Linked DNA regions of Homo sapiens: region 1 is linked to region 2. A link is an interaction called in ENCODE POLR2A ChIA-PET data of the cell type or tissue named here. Cell type or tissue: PC-9. All regions are shown on one strand. Each heading gives the region's core, and the rest is flanking DNA. Links, peaks and the distances in the headings are about the cores only. Region 1 overlaps LOC105372646 (a long non-coding RNA gene). Region 2 has its middle 110 kb from the start of LINC01522.

Evidence for each region. Peaks named below come from ENCODE experiments on the same cell type or tissue, not always from the same donor. Only the 100,000 strongest peaks of a DNase experiment are listed, where the experiment ranks them.
Region 1: POLR2A ChIA-PET joins it to region 2 with 5 read pairs; 1 of 35 experiments calls an interaction of 5 or more read pairs at or near these places.

The regions. Positions count from the first base shown.
Region 1 is chr20:48,532,862-48,541,101 of GRCh38, forward strand. It overlaps LOC105372646 (a long non-coding RNA gene), which reads right to left. Exons shown (of 4, transcript XR_936817.4): 3 at 856-1,075. Among named protein-coding and RNA genes, the nearest start is that of LINC00494, 180 kb to the left of the region's middle. In PC-9, for the core only: no CTCF peak of the experiment used is centred there; DNase peaks (open chromatin) are centred at 5,780 and 6,290; H3K4me3 peaks cover 918 bases; H3K27ac peaks cover 3,031 bases.
Region 2 is chr20:48,094,229-48,105,385 of GRCh38, forward strand. No RefSeq gene overlaps it. Among named protein-coding and RNA genes, the nearest start is that of LINC01522, 110 kb to the left of the region's middle. RefSeq lists an enhancer at 235-404. In PC-9, for the core only: no CTCF peak of the experiment used is centred there; a DNase peak (open chromatin) is centred at 5,513.

The sequences.
Region 1 (8,240 bases), core at 3,484-7,483, 440 kb after region 2:
AAAAAAAAAAAAAAGAATGAAATTATGTCTTTTGCAGCAACATGGATGGAACCAGAGGCCATTTACCTTAAGTTAAATAACTCAGAAAGTCAAAACTGCATGTTCTCACTTATAAGTGGGACCTAAATTATGTGTGCATGTGGATATAGAGTGTGGAATAATAGACATTGGAGACTCCAAAGGGTGGGAGGGCTACAGCAGGGTTACGGATGAGAAATTCCTTAATGGGTACAATGTACATTAGTGGAGCGATGATGACACTAAAAGCCCAAGCTTCAGCACTATGTGGCATATCCACATTAACAAAACCGTACTCCTGCCCCTTTGATTTATACAAATAAACTCTTCAACCACACCTTGGTGATTGAGCCATTTGTGTCCTGCCATTTGTTCTCTGACAGGTACACCTGGCTATTTGTTTCCTTTCATAGTCATTATTATGACCTGAAGTACTGGAGAATGTCATCAAATCTAAGATGCCAGCAACTATAAGATGCACCATTATTTTACACACTGCTGAGAAGGGAAAAACACTGACAAACTGCAACACAATGACACTATTAAGATGCACTCCAATTTTAAATATTAAAATGTGCAACAAATGGTGTATTTCCAAATCAACAAAATATATTATGAATTGTGTTTTTTGTCTACCTCCTCCCCAGGAGTGTAAGCTCCCTGAGGGCAGGGAGGTTGTCTGATTTCTTCCCTGTTGCATCCCAATGTTTGGCTCATGGTAGGGGCTCAAGAGATACTTTTTGGATGAAAGAATAACATCCAGCCCTCCATGAGCACTCCTGCTCCTCAGGGTGTAACCCTGGCACACAGCATGCTGAGCCATGGTAGAGCACTTACCACTTTCCTATGATGATTTGGAAATGTCCTGTCATCCTCTTTCACCACCGAACCTTCCAGGACCGACTCCATCTTCTCTCCCAGCCTGAGCCAGAGGCTCGAATGAAGGTGGGGACTTCCAAGCTTCACTCTCAAGGTCTCCGAGAGCTTTGCCCTTCCCTAGCCCCAACGCTATTGCTGGTTAACTTTCCTGCAGTCTCAGACACCTGGGAGCCAAAGTCTTATGGAAACAAAATGGAAATGTACATAAGAGCCCTTGGGGATTTGCAGAGGCAACATTCCCAAGGCTTAATCACATGGAATTGTTCATATAGAGCTTCTTCCAGCTTGATGTGAAGGGATTTAAACCCCTTCCTTCAATTTTATTTCCCAGCCTGCTGTGGGGATGTGTGTAATTCTTATCTCCGTCACAGTTAATCAAGCGCCCATACTAAGGAGATAACGTCCCTTCCCTCCGCACCTGACTTAGGGAATTAAACGGCTGCATATCTGTTGCTCCAACTGCATGGAAGTCCACAGTCCTCCCCAAACCTCACCTCGAGCTTTTCAAGTAATGGATTTCGATAAGGGCATAATAATCACCATCTTCTTTCAGTTTAAAAATGCAGTGCTGGGTAAAATAATGTTTCTAGTAAGAGCAGAAAACATGGGAATATCGTGGATAAAGTGCAGACAGAAATTGGCGATAAGGGAGGTGGGGAGATGGGAAGCTCTGGGTGAAGATGAAGATGGGGACAGGGTGGGGATGAGGTCCTGGAGTGCGGGTAATAAGGAAACCTAAAGCTGCCAACATAATTAAGACTGCCCGAGCCAGGAGACACACGGGGCATTTTTTAAGGATGTAAGGTGTGAGAGGTCATTAAACTAAGTTACCAGAGCTTCCAAGAGACAAGGAGAGTAATTGAATGAGAGGCCCTGACATTGCAGAAAGTCTAAATTAATTCTTTTCTTGGCTGCTCATGCAGGATGAAAAAGCAGTTACCAGAAATAAAAGATAACCAAAATATTTTTGAACATACACAAAATGAGTGTGTGAGGGGGGAGTATAACTATATACCTACGGAGAGAAGAGAAAGAAGTGGAGAAATGAGGGGGGCAGGGAAAGAAACCCTAATAAAGGGAATTGAAAAAATCATTCATTTTTTGATGTTACAGTGGGAGTTTCTGTGACACAAATATACTTGAAAAGCTGCCTTTGACCTGCCTTTTGAGCCATAGTTGATACTTACCTCATGCAGGGCAGGTAAGCCCCACAGTGGGGCTTAGTTCAGGAGGGTTCTTGGCTTTGTGCAAGAAAGAATTCAAGGGCAAACCGGAGGCAGAAGAAAACAGCTTTATTAGAGAGCCAGTATTACTGCTCTGTGACCGCTCCTGCAGAGCAGGGCTACCGCATAGGCAGAGAGGAGCAGCTCAGAGCAGTTTTGCAGTCATATTTATACCCACTTTTGTTTTTGTTTTTGTTTTTGTTTGAGACAGAGTCTCGCTCTGTTGCCCAGGCTGCAGTTCAGTAGGCCATCTCAGCTCACTGCAACCTCTGCCTCCTGGGTTCAAGTGATTCTCCTGCCTCAGCCACCTGAGTAGCTGGGATTACAGGTGTGCACCACCACACTCAGCTAATTTTTATATTTTTAGTAGAGATGGGGTTTTGCCACGTTGGCCAGGCTAGTCTTGGAGTCCTGGCCTCAAGTGATCCACCTCCCTCGGCCTCCCAAAGGGCTGTGATTACAGGTGTGAGCCACCATGCCCGGCCTTATACCTACTTTTAAAAACATTCTTCTAGGGAAAGGAGAGTAACTTTTGGGTATTCACGTCATTGCCATGGAAAGGGGTATTAACTCCCGGGTGTTGCCATGGCAATGGTAAACTGACATGGCACACTGGTGGGCATGTCTGATGAAAAGCTGCTTCCACCCAAGCTCTGTTTTAGCAAGCACAGATTTTGGTCCAGTGTCTGAGCCCCACCTCTGGAGTTGAGTCCCGCCTCCTACCTCACACTTCCAGGTCCCAGGCTTTGCAGGAACCACAGCAGCCCCTTAGAGCTGTCAGGGAGCCAGGGCCAAGGCCGCATTGCCCATTCTTTGTCCTGTGAATCCTACATCCTCACTGCCTGCACAGATGTCCCCAAATCCCCACTCCAGGGTGAGCGCAATACATTCCAACACCACTGCCTGCTCTCTTCTACTCAGAGCTTCACGAATCCCAGAGTGTGAAATCTTTGCACAAACCAAACATGGCACTCGGTAACATTACATCCTATACAGTCTCTCTTGGTTCTTCCAATTACCTCAAAGAAAACATCTTGATTTGGTGCTGATGTGCCTCTCCCACCTCTCCAAGCCCAGCTTTTCATCCTTTCCAACAAAGAAAGAGAAGCCCCCAGGCTTACTGCAGAATATGGCACCTCTGCTTAAGTTTACTGTTTTTATTTTTACAGTTACCTTCCTTCCCAGCAAGAGATGCTGGTTTCACATTTACTCTGGATGATTTAAGTGTTTCTTTCAAATAAAAGTTTTTTAGTGAAAAAAAAATGGGTTTATTTAAAGAAAGCTATCAGAGATCAGCAAACTACAGCCCTGAGGCCAACTGCCTATTTTTGTAAATCAAGTTTTCCTGGGACACCGCAGTGCTGATCTGTGTATAAATCGTCTCTGGCTATGGCTGCCTGGCATTATGACAGCAAAGCAGGGCACTTGCAACAGAGGCCATGTGTCCCACAAAGCCCAAAATATTCACTCTCTGGCACTTGCCAGAAAATGTTTGGCCACCCCAGGAGCAAAGGATCATCCTGGGGAAAGTGGAGACAGTGGCAGGTGAATGATTTAAATTGAGTAAATAGGGAACCCTGGTTAGGAGCTTGGACCCCAGGGTGAGACAGCACAAGGTGAACCCCAACTCCCCTATAGACCATTGAGTCCCTTCTCGTGGAGGATCCTAGGCTCCCTCATCTGTAAAGTGGGAGAACAGGCCCCACATGAGGCTCTTGTGCAGACTGGTGAGATACTGCGTGCAAGGCATAGGTCTGTGCCTGCCGCAAGGTAGACAGCCAGTAAGTGGCCACCTTGAGTATTACCAGGGCAGGAGGTGAGAAAATCCATTTATCACCAGCTGAGATAAGAGTTGCCCAGAGAAGAACTATTCAGACTTGAGTAGGGATGTGAAGTTGAGGTCAAAGGCAGGAGGTAGAAAGGGATGGGGTTGCTAAGCAACACATCCAGATGCTGGAGGTGGCAGAAGTGGCCAAGGGACCAGGGCACAGATAAAATTACCCACCTGTGTTGCTCCAACGTCACCAGTAAAATCTGTCCGTCACAGCTGCCAGGAACATGGAATTTGAGAAGACTAATAACAAGGAAAGGCCAGGACTGGTGGCTCATGCCTATAGAGCTTCAAGAGGCCAAGGTGGGATGATTGCTTGAGGCCAGGAGTTCAAGACCAGTGCCAACAAAAAGATTGAAACTCTGTAAAATATTTGAAGAGATTTATTCTGAGCCAAATATGAGTGACCATATTAGGGGCTCATGACACAGCCCCAGGAGATCCTAGAACATGTGCCCAAGGTGTTGGGCTATGGCTTGGTTTTATATGTTTAAGGGAGACATAAGACATCAATCAATACAGGTAAGATATATATTGGTTTGGTCAGGAAAGGTGGGACAACTCGAAGGGTGCGAGGGGTGGGGCTTCCAGGTCATAGGTGGATTCAAAGATTTTCTGATTGGCAATTGGTTGAAAGTGCTAACTTATTACCTAAAGTCCTGGAATCAATAGAAGGGAGTGTCTGGGTTAAGATAAGGGGTTATGGAGACCAAGGTTTTATCATACAGATGAAGCCTCCAGGAGCAGCCTTCAGAGCTCTAATCAGGCCTAAAAAGGTCTCTTTTTTAGACTCTTAGTTAATTCTCTCCCAGGTCAGGAATTAGGCCTGGAAAGGGAAAGAGATTCTCTACAGAATGTAGATTTTTCCCACCAGAGACAGCTTTGCAGGGCCATTTCAAAATAGGTCCAATTAATATATTTTAGGGTAAAATACTTGGATTTCTTTCAGAACCTGCTGTCATTTTGTGATGTGTCACAATGCTACAAAGAGTCATTTGTCAGCCTTTAGGTCTCTGCCTTAATGTTAATGCTGGTCAGCTGTGCCTCAATTCCAACAAGAGGAAGGCATAAGCCATTCCCATCGTGCCCTGCACTCTCGTTCCAGGTTTACTTTGGAATGCCCTTTGCTGAGAGGAGGGATCCATTCACTTGGTTGAGGGCCTCAGAATTTTATTTTTTGGTTTACACCAGTCTGGGCAACACAGTGAGAATCTGTCTCTACAAAAAAAATTTTTTAAAAATTAGCAGGGCATGGTGGCACACACCTGTAGTCTCAGCTACTCAGGAGGCTGAAGCGAGAGGATCGCTTGAGCCCAGGAGTTCAAGGCTGCAGCAAGCTATGATTGCACCACTGCACTCCAGCCTGGGTGACGGCAAGACCCTGACTCTAAGGAAACAAAAACAAAAAAAAAAAATACAAGGAGGAGCCCACACCATGCTTGGATGTGTCAACCTTAAATAATGAGTTTCAGAAATTATGACTAACTATAGTGTTTGAGCTCGAAGCTTGAGGATGACCACCCGGAAGCATAGATCCAATTTGCCCTGAACATGCAAGATAATTAGCCAGAGTTACAAGTGGGTTTTTAAGGAAAAAAGAAGAGGCACTTTCTAAGTTGTTCACCAAGAATTTGCATTAAAATAACACAGACCATTGACTGGCTACACATTGTTCTTTGTATCACAAACTCCAGGAACATCAAGATAATCGGGAAGGCAGCTAGTCATGACTAAAACGCCTTTAAACTCTTGCTCCTGGGCATGGGGCCAGAGGGGTGACTGAAGTTTCATACTCATGTCTCCCTGGACCTGATACCTTCTGCATACCTAACATAGCTCAGATTTCTCTGGGCTATTTTTTTTCCCAAGATGAATGGACTCCTGCAGAAACAAGACGGGCAGCTACAAGAAACAATGTGGAGAGTTAAGAGCTCAGCAGAGGCCAGAAACGAGAGCTGGGAGGAGCAGGAAAAAATGTCAGCTTCATGCTGCGGAAATCTTGAGGATAGCTATGGACATTTGGACAGTCTACATTTGGGATTCAAACACCCAGGTTATGATGAGATTCTGTGGTCCTTTCAAGCTGGAATTGTTGGTGACCTGAACAAATTTATTGTGAAAATAACAGGAACAGGTAAGCCAGTCAGGACCCTCAGGCCATAGATACACAGACAGGGGATGTGTCCTGCATTCCATGAACACAGGGGTTCTGACCTCAGCTGTTCATCTCTCCACGAATCTGCTTTTTCCTTGAGCTTGTGTGAGATTACGCCCGTATTTGTCAGTGTTACCATCATTTGACCTGGATATGCCACAAAAGCCAAAGACTATTATTTGGAACTTGGGTTTGGGGTAAATATTTACCTTGTTACCAAATTCCTCCCTTTGGTCCCCACTTCTTCCTGAGTCATGCCTGAGGCAGTCCCTTTCTGGAACCCTCCAGTTATCTGCACCAATAAATCCTTTTTTCCCCTCAGACTGTGGGGTTGGGTTTTCCATCGTTCAGCAAATGAACAATTCCCAATTTATAGAAACCAGAGAAGGTAGGTACAATTACCCTCCCAATGTTACTGAACCAAAGCTGGGTCTGCTCACCTGGTGCAGCAAAGCCAAGCACTGACACTGAGGTTTGTAGCAAGAGAAACAAGGCTTTAAGGTAGGGCACCAGCAAGGAGAATCAGGCAGCTGATGCTTGAGATGCAAACTTCTTAGGGGCTTATAAGGAAGGGTTTTTAAAGGCAGGGGTAAGTTTCAGGAAAGGAGAAGTTGCCAGCAAAATCATAAACCAATACATGGATGTTACATATTGGTCTACCTTTAAAAAGGCAGGATATTTTGGATTGGGGGCTTGAAGGTCACAGGTGGATTCAGAGATTCTTTGATTTGCAATGGATTTAAAAAACAAGGTTTGTCTAAAATACTTAGGGTCAGCTGAAAGGAATGTTAAGGTTTGGCCTATAGGTGTGACTCTCTACAGGCCCCTCAGGAAGAGATTTAGAACAAAATTGGGGGTCAGGTTCAGTCCCAGTTCCCCTTTATCTGAGGTCTGCATGAAAACAGTCAGCATTTTCCATCTGGTGGGGTCCTAGCTCCTGAAAAACAACTCACTCAAGGACATGGGTCAAGATGTTCTCTTTTACTTTCTATAGGGAACTGGGATGGTTGAGTGTCAACTTGATTGGATTAAAGGATACAAAGTATTGTTTCTGGGTGTGTCTGTGAGAGTGTTGCCAAAGGAGATTAACATTTGAGTCAGTGGACTAGGAAAGGCAGACCCACCCTCAATCTGGCTGGGTACCATCTAATCAGCTGCCAGTGCAGCTAGAATGTAAGCAGGCAGAAGAACACGGACCGACTAGGCTTGCTGAGTCTTCCAGCCTTCATCTTTCCGCTGGATGCTTCCTGCACTCAAACATCAGACTCCAAGTTCTTCAGCTTTTGCACTCTTGGACTTACACCAAGAGTTTGCCAACGGCTCTAGGGCCTTCAGCCACAGACCGAAGTCTGCAATGTCGGCTTCCCTGCTTTTGAGGTTTTGGGACTTGGACTGGCTTCCTTGCTCCTCAGCTTGCAGATGACCTATTGTGGGACTTCACCTTGTGATTGTGTGAGTCAATACTCATTAATAAATTCCCTTTCGTATATACATCAATCCTATCAGTTCTTTCCCTCTAGGGAACCCTAATACAGGAACCTAACATCTTGTGACTCTGGCTTACTTGGGTGGCTTTTATTATTACCTTCTTGCTTAGCAGGTGACATGGTTTGGATCTGTGTCCCTGTCCAAATCTCACGTGGAATTGTAATCCCCGATGTTGGAGGTGAGGCCTGAAGGGAGGCGACTGGATCATGGGAGCGGTTTCTCATGGATGGGTTAACAGCATCCTCTTGGTGCTGCTCGTGATAGAGCTCGTGAAATCCGGTTGTTTAAAAATGTGTAGCACCCACTCCCCCTTCTCTTTCTCCTGCTCAACCATGTGAAGTGCGGGCTCCCCCTTTGCCTTCCGCCATGATTGTGAGCCCCCTAAGGCCTCCCCAGAAGCAGATGCTGCCATGCTTCCTGTACAGTCTGTGGAAGCATGAGCCAACTAAACCTCCTGTCTTTATAAATTGCCCAGTCTCAGGTATTTCTCTACAGCAGTGCAAGAATGGACTAATATAGCAGGTTATTCATTTACTTCCCTAATTGCTGGCTGCAGAACTAGTTAGGTGCTTGGAATCTTCCTTGAAGGGACTCAAATTTTTTCCTTTATCTTTATGTGGGTGGGTGTTGCGGGGGGGTGGGGGGG
Region 2 (11,157 bases), core at 3,478-7,477:
TCTGGGTATGTACCCAAAATTACTGAAAGCAGGGACCTGAAGAGAGATTTGTACACCTATGTTCAAAACAGTATTATTTACAATATACAAAAGGTATAAGTAACACAAGAGTCTATTGAAAGATGAACCAGGTAGACAGCGCCCTTGACATAAGTGACTCCATGTTAGGAAAAGACTTCATCTTATACTTCAAATAGTGTCATGTCAACAGGGACCAGATATTTGCCTAATAAATAGAGACAGCCCCCAATCAGATAAGAACATAACCGGACATGCCCTTTTACTATCATCACCAGGGGACCCTGGAGCTATAAAAAGAGCAGGGCTTCGCCAGCTTAAGATAGCCATCTTAATAGGCACTGCCTTCCTGTCCCTTGTGATCAGCATCCAGGATCTGCCACTGAAGGACTGCCCAAATCAAAGACTATTCTTTGCAAGATGTTGATACCCATCCAGATCAGGCCAGGACACTCTTCTTGTCCACGTCACTCTCCTTGGACTGGTTTGTTAACCATTTTTCCTATCCCCTTTTCTCTTGATGTCAAATGTTATTTTGTTTGATGTGGAATATTTAACCTATAGCATTTATATATTAAGTATACTACTATGTATGGCTTGTAATATTCACTGATTTGCGGATCGTCTTGAATGTGTGTGCCCATGGCTTTGATGACCAAGTGAACGGAGGGTTGGGGTACTAAGAAGAATTGTCTCCTTGGAAACTCCATGTAATTTCTGGCTTTTATGGTTGAAATAGGATCAATAAAAGTCTGACCTTGTGGAAAGATACAAACGTGCATTGACCTGGTTATGTCTGACCTTGTGCCACTCATGACAAACGAATACAGAAAATGTGGTATATACGTACAATGAACCATTATTCAGTCTCAAAAAAAGAGGAAATTCTGACCCATGCTATGACATGGATGAGCCTTGATGACATAATGCTAAAGAAAAGAAATCAGTTATGAAGGAACAAATGTAGACGCTCCTCAACTTACAATGGATTTACGTCCTGGTAAACCCATCATACATTGAAAATGTCATAGGCCAAAAACGCATTTGATACACCTAAGTTGCAGAACATCATAGCTTAGCCCAGCCTACCTTATTCGGAACACTTACATTAGCCTAATTTTGGGTAAAATCATCTAACACAAAGTCTATTTTATAATAAAATGTTGACTATCTTATGTGATTTATTGAATATTGTACTGAAAGTGAAAAACAGAATGGTTGTATGGGAACTCGAAGTGGGGTTCTGCTGCATACGTGTCACTTTCACACCATTGTAAAGTTGAAAAATCCTGTGAGTTGGGACCAGCTGTGCTGATGATTCCACACATACGTAGTACCTGGATAGGAAAATTCATAGAGACAGGAAGGAGAGGGTGGTTGCCAGGGGTGGGGAGAAGGGAGAATGGGGAGTTAGTGTTTAATGAGTACGGAGTTGCAATTTTGCAAGATGAAAAGGATTCTGTGCATGAGTGGTGGTGGTTGCACAACAATGGGAATGTGCTTAATGCCACCAAACTGTCCACTTAAAAATTGTGGAAATGGGCTGGGTGCGGTGGCTCACACCTGTAATCCCAGCACTTTGAGAGGCCGAGGAGGGTGGATCACGAGGTCAAGAGTTCGAGACCAGCCTGACCAACGTGGTGAAACCCTGTCTCTACTAAAAATACAAAAATTAGCTGGGCGTGGTGGCGTGTGCCTGTAATCCCAGCTACTCAGGAGGCTGAGGCAGGAGAATCGCTTGAACCCGGGAGGGGGTGGTTGCAGTGAGCTGAGATCGCACCATTGCACTCCAGTCTGGGCTACAGAGCGAGACTCCACCTTAAAAAAAAAATTGTTAAAATGGTTAATTTTTAAGTGTATTGTTTTACCACAATATAAAATAATATTTTATTTTATTAACTATTATTAACACAATAGTGGTCTTTGGCAACTATGGGATTATTTCAGGGGTTGGCTAAAGGGGTCTCAGCTTCAAAAAGACAAAGCTGAGGAAAAGGGAGAAAAGAGAGTGAGAAACACAGCCAGAAGGGGCTGACCAGGGCTGAGGGAAAGGAAGCTGGGCCAGGGCTGCGGGCGAAGCCCTGTTGAAAGGGCAGGTGAGGCCTCACAGGCAGGGGCTCGAGACCCAGCCAGGTTGAACCTAGGGCTGGCAGGACACTTCCATAGTGATAGGAAGCCCAGCCTCCCTCCCAGTGCCTGGCGTGGGCCGAGGCCTTGTCCATCGAGGCCTGCTCTGTGGATTCAGGAAGAAGACCATAGGCAAGAAATCTTTTCGTTTCGGGAGACAGAAACCTACCTCAAATTGCTGCAAGCCAAAAAGGAATTCATTGGCTCATGTGACTGAGTCATCAAGGGATAACACAGGCTTTGGGCACAGCTGCATTCAGGAATCTGCCTCTCATTCCATCCCTCTGCTTTTCTTCCACTGTTTTCGCTTAATTTGTAGGCAGGTTTTCCCCTCATGATGGCAGAGACGGTCACAAGAAGCTCCAGGCTACATCTTACAGCCCAGCAATTTCAGAAGTATGAAAGAGAGCCCTGGGAGGCCGAGGCGGGCAGATGACCTGAGGTCAGGAGGTAGAGACCAGCCTGGCCAACATGGTGAAATCCCATCTCTACTAAAAACACACAAAAAAATGAGCCAGGTGCAGTGGTGGGTGCCTGTAACCCCAGCTACTTGGGAGGCTGTGGCAGGAGAATCACTTGAACCTGTGAGGTGGAGGTTGCAGTGAGCCAAGATCATGCCACTGCACTCCACCCTGGGCAACAAGTGAAACTGTCTCCAAAAAAAAAAAAGAAAAAGGAAAAAAAAAGGAAGCGAGACCAGATCCTCAGAGCGCTGAGTGCTGGCTAACCTCCCTCATTGGCCGGGCATGGTCATGTGACCATCTTCCATTCAAAACTTTGCCCAGCAGAATGGATAACTCTGATTGGCCAGGCTGAGGTCACATGTCCACTCCTGGAGCCAAGGGTGGGGTCAGCCCCACACTAACTACAGGGAGAAGAGGTGGTTCTCCAGAGGGAAGACAACTGCTGCTACCATAAGCTGCAGAATGCATGCGAGGCAGACAAAACCTGGAAGGCCATGCCAGTGCTCCTTCCCCATAAGACCCACTGGACAAGGCAGCACCAGGTTCCTGGGCTCAGACATAAGAATGAGGCAGAAGCCAACAGACAGTAGAAAACCTGTTCTCTGTAGCTTCCAAGGAATGACGGGCCACAGGGCACCTTTGGCCTGATCCTTCTGCAGACCTGGCATTGCCCGGAGAGGCTATCCTCGGACACCCTAGTGAGATGACCGCATGCCCACACCCTCACTGACAAGCAGCCCACTTGCTGCCCGAAGGAGACTGAGTGGTGGCACTGTCCTCTCTCTCTGGCCAGGAGGCTGGCATTTGGCAGAGCTGCCAGTACTGGCAGCTGAGAGCTTCTCAGGGTCCATGCCAAGTGGTGTGACCCAGTGGGACTGAGTGTGAAACACCTGGCCCAGTGCATTTCTGAGCCAGACAAAGCCAGCCTCTCTGTGCACTGGGCATGAAAAGCAAGACCAGGCAGCCACGACTGAGGGACACCAGGGCATCAGCAGCTTGATGGGGAGACCAATTGTACTTTGACCCCATCAGCAGGAGAAACTCAGATACAATCCTTAAGCACGACTAGAGTGGGTGAGAGCAAGAGGGGGCAGAGGAAAGATACAAGGAGGCAGCTCAAACCCTCCCACAACTTCAAAGTGGGAACGGATTCCTCAGGACCCTCTCCTGGGCTCATTCACTATCTCCTCTTTCTTCTCACAAGCACATCCATTTTACAGGGCCCAAGGAAGAAGGTGAGGGTAGATGGGTTGGAAACTAGGAATGTCTTCCATTATTCACTTTTCTCATAATAATAGCACTCCTGAATTCTAGCTGGGTGTACAGCTGCACAGAGTGAAGACTACATTTCCCAGCCTTCTCAGGGCTGGGTGTGGCCATGTGACCAGGCTCTGGCCAATGAGACTGAGCAGAAGTGGTGAATGTGACTCCCTTCTGGAGTCCTCAAAGGGCAAGGATGGCAGCTCTCCCTTTCATGTGGTTGGAACCCAGACATGTCAGGGAGCTGTCATGGGCCATGTGGAAGAGGGGCACACCCTAGGGACGGCAACCACAAGACAGAGGGAGCCCGGTGCCTGCCTGACCCCATTGTAGAGTGGAGCTGCCCTACCACCTATGTTGAGGTCACTGTTGCTTTGGGTCTTTGCAGCAGCAGCCTAACTTATAGACCAGCTCTTCCAGATTGGAGGAAGAATCCAGAGAATTCCCCTCAAATACACCAGTGCCCTTCAGAAGAATGAAGTCAAAACACGGAGACAGAATCCTGGGACCTAGGGTGGGAAAGAATGGAGTCTAAGCTCTGCCCACCCATTCAGCAGGTAGGCAAGGTGAGCCTGTCTGCCACTGTTCCTGCTCTGAGGATAAGGAGGTGAAACAACCTGGTCAACAGCATTACCTCCTGGTGCTGACAGTTCCTGTGTGGGAAAACAGACAATCAATAAGTTAAAAACAAACAAACAAAAAAAGATGATATTTTTCTGAGAGTGGTGAGTCCTCTGAAGAAAGCAAGCAGGCCCGCTGGTGGGAAAGGCTAGTTTATGTTGAGTGGTCAGAGGAGCTGGCATCAGAGCTAAAATCTGCAAGTGGAGAAGAAGCTGCATGGGAAGACTTTCACAGTGAGGGAACAGCAGGGGCAAAATCCCAGAGGCAGGAACAGCTTTGCACAATCTCCTAAGAAAAATCTTATGATCCTAAGAGCTACACAGCATGCTTACTGCGCATTAGGAGTGGTTCTTGGCATTCCTATGTGTCATATCCTTTAACCCTCACCCCTAAGGTAGGCGTGATGATTTTCTTCTTCATTTTACAAAGCATGAAACTGAGACGGAGGGATGTTTAATCAACTTGCCTAGGTCCCACTGCTGATAAACAATCGAGCCAGGCTTAGAACTCCCTCCCTTCCCTCCCAGGCTGGGAACTCTCTCCCCTTCTGCACTTCCGTTTTACCACCGAGCCTTAAATCCTGCAGTGGCTTGAAAAATATAAACCCTGTAGTTGTCAGAGCTAATGAGGACAGGCCTGTCCTGTGGCCTCTACCCCATCCAGATCCCTGGCTGGCTTATTGAGGTGTCATAAAACCTCACTGAGTGAATATATGGAGAACATCCTTGCCTAAAAGGACGGTCAGGGGCACAGAACAACATTTCTTTCCTTCTTATTTCTCTAATGGAGCAGACCGTCTTGAAGCTGTAACTCAAGCCAATGTGGCAATCCACAATCAGCCATCACTGAGTGCCAGGGGTGGGTCAGCACTTATGCCAGGATCCTGGGGTTAAAAGGTGAATAGACCACGGATCTCAGCCCCCTCAAAGATTTTGGTGCCCATCCCAGCCAAGCTCCTATGGCTTTTATTTCCTTGAAAAGCAGCATCTGAGCAGAACAGCTAAAGAAGGCCAAGTAAGAAGCAGTCTTGGCTGAGTGTGATGACTCACGCCTGTAATCCCAGCACTTTGGGAGGCTGAGGCGGGCAGATCACTTGAGCCTAGGAGTTCGTGACTGACCTGGGAAACATGGCAAAATCCTGACTCTACAAAAAATACAAAAAATTAGCCAGGCATAGTGGTGCATGCTGGTGGTCCCAGCTACCCAGAAGGCTGAGGCTGGAGGATTGCTTGAGCCCGGGGAGATGGAGGCTGCAGTGAGCTGAGATTGCACCACTGCACTCGGCCACTGCCTTCATTCAGTTCCCTGTTTCTTTTGCTGTCATCTGCTACTGATCTCTTTGTTTCCAGTCTTGTCCTAAAATCCCATTTCCAGAGATCCTGTCTAAAAAAAAAAGAAGCACACAGTCTTGTTGCAAAGGAATCAAAGATCAATAAAATTAATGTCCTGTGAATAAAACCATGAATGAAAGCCCCTCTTTGCCCCAGTTTCCCCTTCACTTCCACTTCCCTCCCTGAAAGCCAACCTTATCAATGGTTTGTATCCTTTCCTAGAGTTTGGTTTTGCGTAAATAGGGGTACAATGCTTTAGATATTGCTGATCCTTTTGATTCCGCTTGTGTCCCCTGATACTTTTGCCTCCCAAATATTTCCTAACGTCCACCCCCTTCTCTGCAGCCATTGCCCTCATTCAGGTTCCTATTTCTCTTGCTGTCATCTGCTGCAGATCTCCCTGTCTCCAGCCTTGTCCTAAAATCCCAATTTCAGGATCCTGCTGGAGAAATCTAATTAAAATGCAAATAAAACCACGTAAGGGACATTTGAGACATTCTGAAGCTACCCAGCATCTTCTGAATGTCCACCTGGTGTTGAGATAGTCTCCCATTGTGCAGTTTCTACCTCTCCAGGAAAGAAACCAGAAGACATTCATCCAGACTCCCTTGCTGCTGGGGGCAGTCATGTGACTTTGGCTTCTCCAATCATATCCTCTCATTTGAGGCTATGATTTGGGAGGGAATATGGAGGCAGCTTAGACAGACAGAACTGAGGTTTTCTTAAAGCGAGGGAGTGGAGGCATCTGGTTGTTCTGGGGTGGCAGGTGCACTTTCTGGTGTCTAGTGCCCCGTGGTTTGGTGCAACTCCTAGCTGTGTGTTTCCTGATCTATGCGCTGGCCCTTTGGAAGAGTCTCTGTGCCACCTACTACCCTTTAATGAATTTCTGTTTTGCGTAAGCCAGAGTGGATTCTGTTGTTTGCAATGAAGCAGACTGATTGTTACAGATCACATCACTCTCCTATACAAACTCTTCCTGTGTAAAAGTTTTCATTGGTTCCCCTGCCTGCCTGCTCGCCCCCCTAGCCTCTCCTTCTGGTGCCCTCATTTCACATTTGTACTCCAAATATACACCAACTGTATGCTCTGCACCGCTCCTCCTTTTATGCTATTCTGTGTACTGAAATTTTTATCTTACTACTGGCTGTGATGTGCCCACTTCTCAGAAGAGACAGCTGAGTCTCATGGACATGGTCACATGGTGCTGCAGAGCCAGGATCAGGACTCAGTCTCCTGCCCTTCCATCAAACACACGATCTTGCTTTGGAGAAAGCGTCAACACCACTCAACCACTTTCAGGCTGAGGCCCCTTCTCCTTTGTGCTGAATGAAAGATCCTGTTAAACCCCCTTTCCCTGATGCCCCTTTGCCCACAGCACATGCACCACACCATGCCTAGGCTATGCTCCCTCTCCAGGCTCAGGCACCACCCCACACACTCTCCTTTGCCCAGGGAGCTTCCTCTGCCCAAACTGTCTTCCCCATCTCTGTGGTCTGGCTTTGAAGCCAGACTCCGTGGGTTCAAATCCTGACTCTGTCTCTTCTGAGATTAGGCAAGTCACTAAATCTCTCTATGGCTCAGTTGCCTTGTCTATAAAATTAAGATGGTGATGGTAGCCCCCTTAAGTGTGTTGAGTGGAATAACAGAAAAACACGGATGAGTCACTTAGAAGAGTGGCTGGCACTTAGTGCACACACGGTCAACGTTAGCTACTATTATTATTATTAATTGTTTTTTTTGAGACAGAGTCTCGCTCTGTCGCCCAGGCTGGAGTGCAGTGGTGCGATCTCAGCTCACTGCAAGCTCTGCCTCCCAGGTTCACGCCATTTTCCTGCCTCAGAGTAGCTACTCCCAGAGTAGCTGGGACTACAGGCACCTGCCACCACGCCCGCCTAATTTTCTTTTGTATTTTTAGTAGAGACAGGGTTTCACCGTGTTAGCCAGGATGGTCTTGATCTCCTGACCTCGTGATCTGCCCGCCTCAGCCTCCCAAAGTGCTGGGATTATAGGCGTGAGCCACTGCGTCCGGCCGTCAGCTACCATTATTTTTTATCATTATCATCATCATCTGGCAAAGTCTACATCTGCCCACCTCTCATGGCCCCTGTTCCCTCCGGGCATCCTCTCTCCAGTGGGAGGAGGAATCATTGCTTTCCACTTGCGGCTCCCAGGGCACCTGCACCTAGTCCTTACTTAAAGCACATGCCATGCCTCTTCTGAGTGCTACAGGCAGGAAGCAGAGTGGATGCTTAAGAGGCTGGACTCTGGAACCAGAAGGACTGGTTTCATTCCCTGGCTGTAGCTGCTTATGAGCTGTGTGACCTTGGGCAAGTGACTTAACCTCTCTGTGTGTGCCTCCGTTTCCTGGGGAAAATGGAGATGATAATAGGAGCGATTTCATGGAGTAGGTGTGGAGACCCAACCAATCTGTTCATCCTTTGTCTGGCACACGGGAAGCGATCAATACATGTTGGCTCATCTTAGTTGTTTACTGCCTGTCTTGCGCTCAACACTGTGGGTGTCTTCAGGGCACAAACCAGGCTTTATTTACCTTTGTGCTCCTGGCACCCCATGCAGTGCCTGGCCCTGTGAGTTGCCACGTAGGTGCCCTGCACTTGTGGTCTGCTCTCATGTCAGTTGTTTCTTTCATGCCTCCCACCTGAAGGGCACTGTTTCAGGCTGAACAAGTAGAAGATTGCCGCCCACCACACTTAATTCTCTTTTGGGCTGCTGGCCCAGGAGCTGAAGAAGGCCTAGGGCCTGGGGGACTGTTAGCTGTGGGGAGCTGGCACTTCTCGACAGGGGCCTTGCGGACCACCCGCTTTGATCCTTGATCGGGAGCATTTAGGACCTCATTTGGACTCATTGCGAAGGATGCCTCACACAGAAGGCCATGGCATATGCGATCTCTCAGGCTGTGCCAGATGGTGGGGCTTTGGCGGAGCTCCCTCTGTATCTGCAAGCCCGCTGACCCATTCAGAGGCTCCAAACTGCAAGAGAGAAATGATAATGGTGCTTTGAAATGACTGGAGCTGGGAGATGGCAAGGAGCCTGGCAAAGAAGGAACACACCGTTGTCGCTGGTACTTAGCTGTATTCATGGACCAGCAAAGCAAGATGGATTCCAGCCAGCTTAATGAGCCCCCTCGGTTAGCTGCCTGATTCATTCAATTTGACCACCATGCAAAAGATCTAGAATAGAACAGTGGTTAAGAGATCGGGACCTGGGGCCCTACTGCCTGGGCTCAGATCCAAGCTTCTCTGCTTACCAGTTGTGTGAACTTTTGACAAAGAACTTTAATGCTCTATGCCTCATTTCCTTATCTGCAAGATGGGAATATTTTTGCTATAACAGTGGGAGGACATACTGGATCGACAATGCTGTTTGCCTGTGTATCAGTGTGACAGAAGCTAACTCTTACACAGTTCTTACCACATTCCAGGAACTGTTCGTCACGTGGGCTTGCTCATTTCATCCTTACAACCACCCCGCCCACCAGGGAGATGCTATTATTATCTCTATTTTTTAAAATAAGCAAAGTAAAGGGAGTTGAAACAATACATTCAAGGTCACAGTGCTTGAAATTCAAACTTAAGCAGTCTGGCTTACAATTCATGTTCTTACCGTCATGCTGTGCTGCCTGCCAATATGATATAGATCTAATCAAAGACAGATAGATTCTTGCCCTGAAGCAAGTGTTTGTGATTTACTCTGGGAGATTAAAAAGAAGCCGTGTATGCACAAACTTAAGACAAACACATGCTATCTGCTTAGTTAACTGATGATGATCAATCAAGCTTTTCTCCCTCAAATAAATGGAATTAGGATGATCTTGGCTGTAAGTAACAGTTAACCCAACTCAAAGTGTCTTCAACAACCATGACTTTGATGATTAGTATTACTCACCTAGGAGTTCAGGTAGCTGCTGGTTGGTTAATCCAGGGGCTCAAAGACATAAGTAAAGAACTTAGTTCTTTCTCATTTTGTGTTCTGCGATCTTTGGGGCATCAGCTCCATCCACAGGCCAACACTTCTGTTGACAAGATGGCTGATCACAGTTCCAGGCAGTTCCAGATGTGAGAAATGTATGAGAGAGGAGAGAGGAGGGGTTGGTCTTTCTTGGTTATCCTCTTAGAAGCCTGAAAATATTCTCTGGAATCTTCCAGAAGACTCTGCATTGGGTCTCCTTGGCCACTATGGGGTCACATGCACCTTCCTAGACCAGTCACTGGCAGGAAGGTCAGTGAGGGTGCCATGATTGGTCTCATCTGGTGCCAACTGGATACTGGGGAGCCAACAGCCCTGGCCACGGCACATGCTTTGTGCTTTTCTACTTTCCTCCACTTGCTTCAGCCATTCCTCCTGCAGAATGCCTGGTCTATTCCTACATATCATAATGGTTCACTGTCTAGAATCATTTTAGTTGCAAGTAACAGGAAATCCAACCAAAGGTGGTTTAAATAAAGAAACCCAGAGACAAGCAGTCCTGAGCCAGTGCTGTGTCAGTCATTGATGTATCAGGGGCCTGGGACTTTCTGTCTTAGTGCTCTTTATCCTCAGTGCACTGGTTTTCACCCACAGGTGCACTGCTGTCTAGTTCTAAAATGGCTGCTTCACCTCCAGGCAGGAAAGAGAGAGAAGGGAGTTGGGGTAGGAAGGCATTCTCAGGAACCCTCCTGCAGCTTTCTATTTACATCTTATTAGCTGGAACTGGGCCATGTGACCACTGTTAGCTGCAAGGGAGGCTGGGAAAGTGAATGCCTTAGCTGGGCACTTTGCCACCTCGAACAAAGCCAGAGTCCTTTGGTTAGAAGAAAGAAGAGGATACTGGGCAACTAGCAGTGTCTGCCACACCTTTCTTTAAGGATCAACTCACACTGCACACCACTGCATCCTTCCCTCTTTATCCCTAGGGCATAGGCTGCCTGTCCCCTTCTGAGAAACTAAAGTGAAAAAGGAAGAGAAGAAAAGAATCTAATGAAATGATTTACCTATTTCAGCTCGAAACCCTGCCATGGTGCTGCAGACAGAGTATCTTGGTAGGTCAGGGAAATTGAGGCTCAGAGGGCAGTACTGACTTGCCAAGGTCATGGTTAACTATGAGACTCAGCAGGAATGTGAATCTGGGTTTGTTCCACTTGCCTGCCCTCTCCTCTACACCGTGCTCCCATGGAAGCCCCAGGTAGCCTGAGTAAGTGGTCACTGAATGCTCATGGAAAGTTCTCCTGTTAACTGGGAGGGAGATAACTCATCTCTCCCAGTTATACCGTACAGTCCTCAAGGTCAGAACTGATGCCTGTGCTCCCACTACAAGGTCGAGAAGCCTGTCAAGGGCC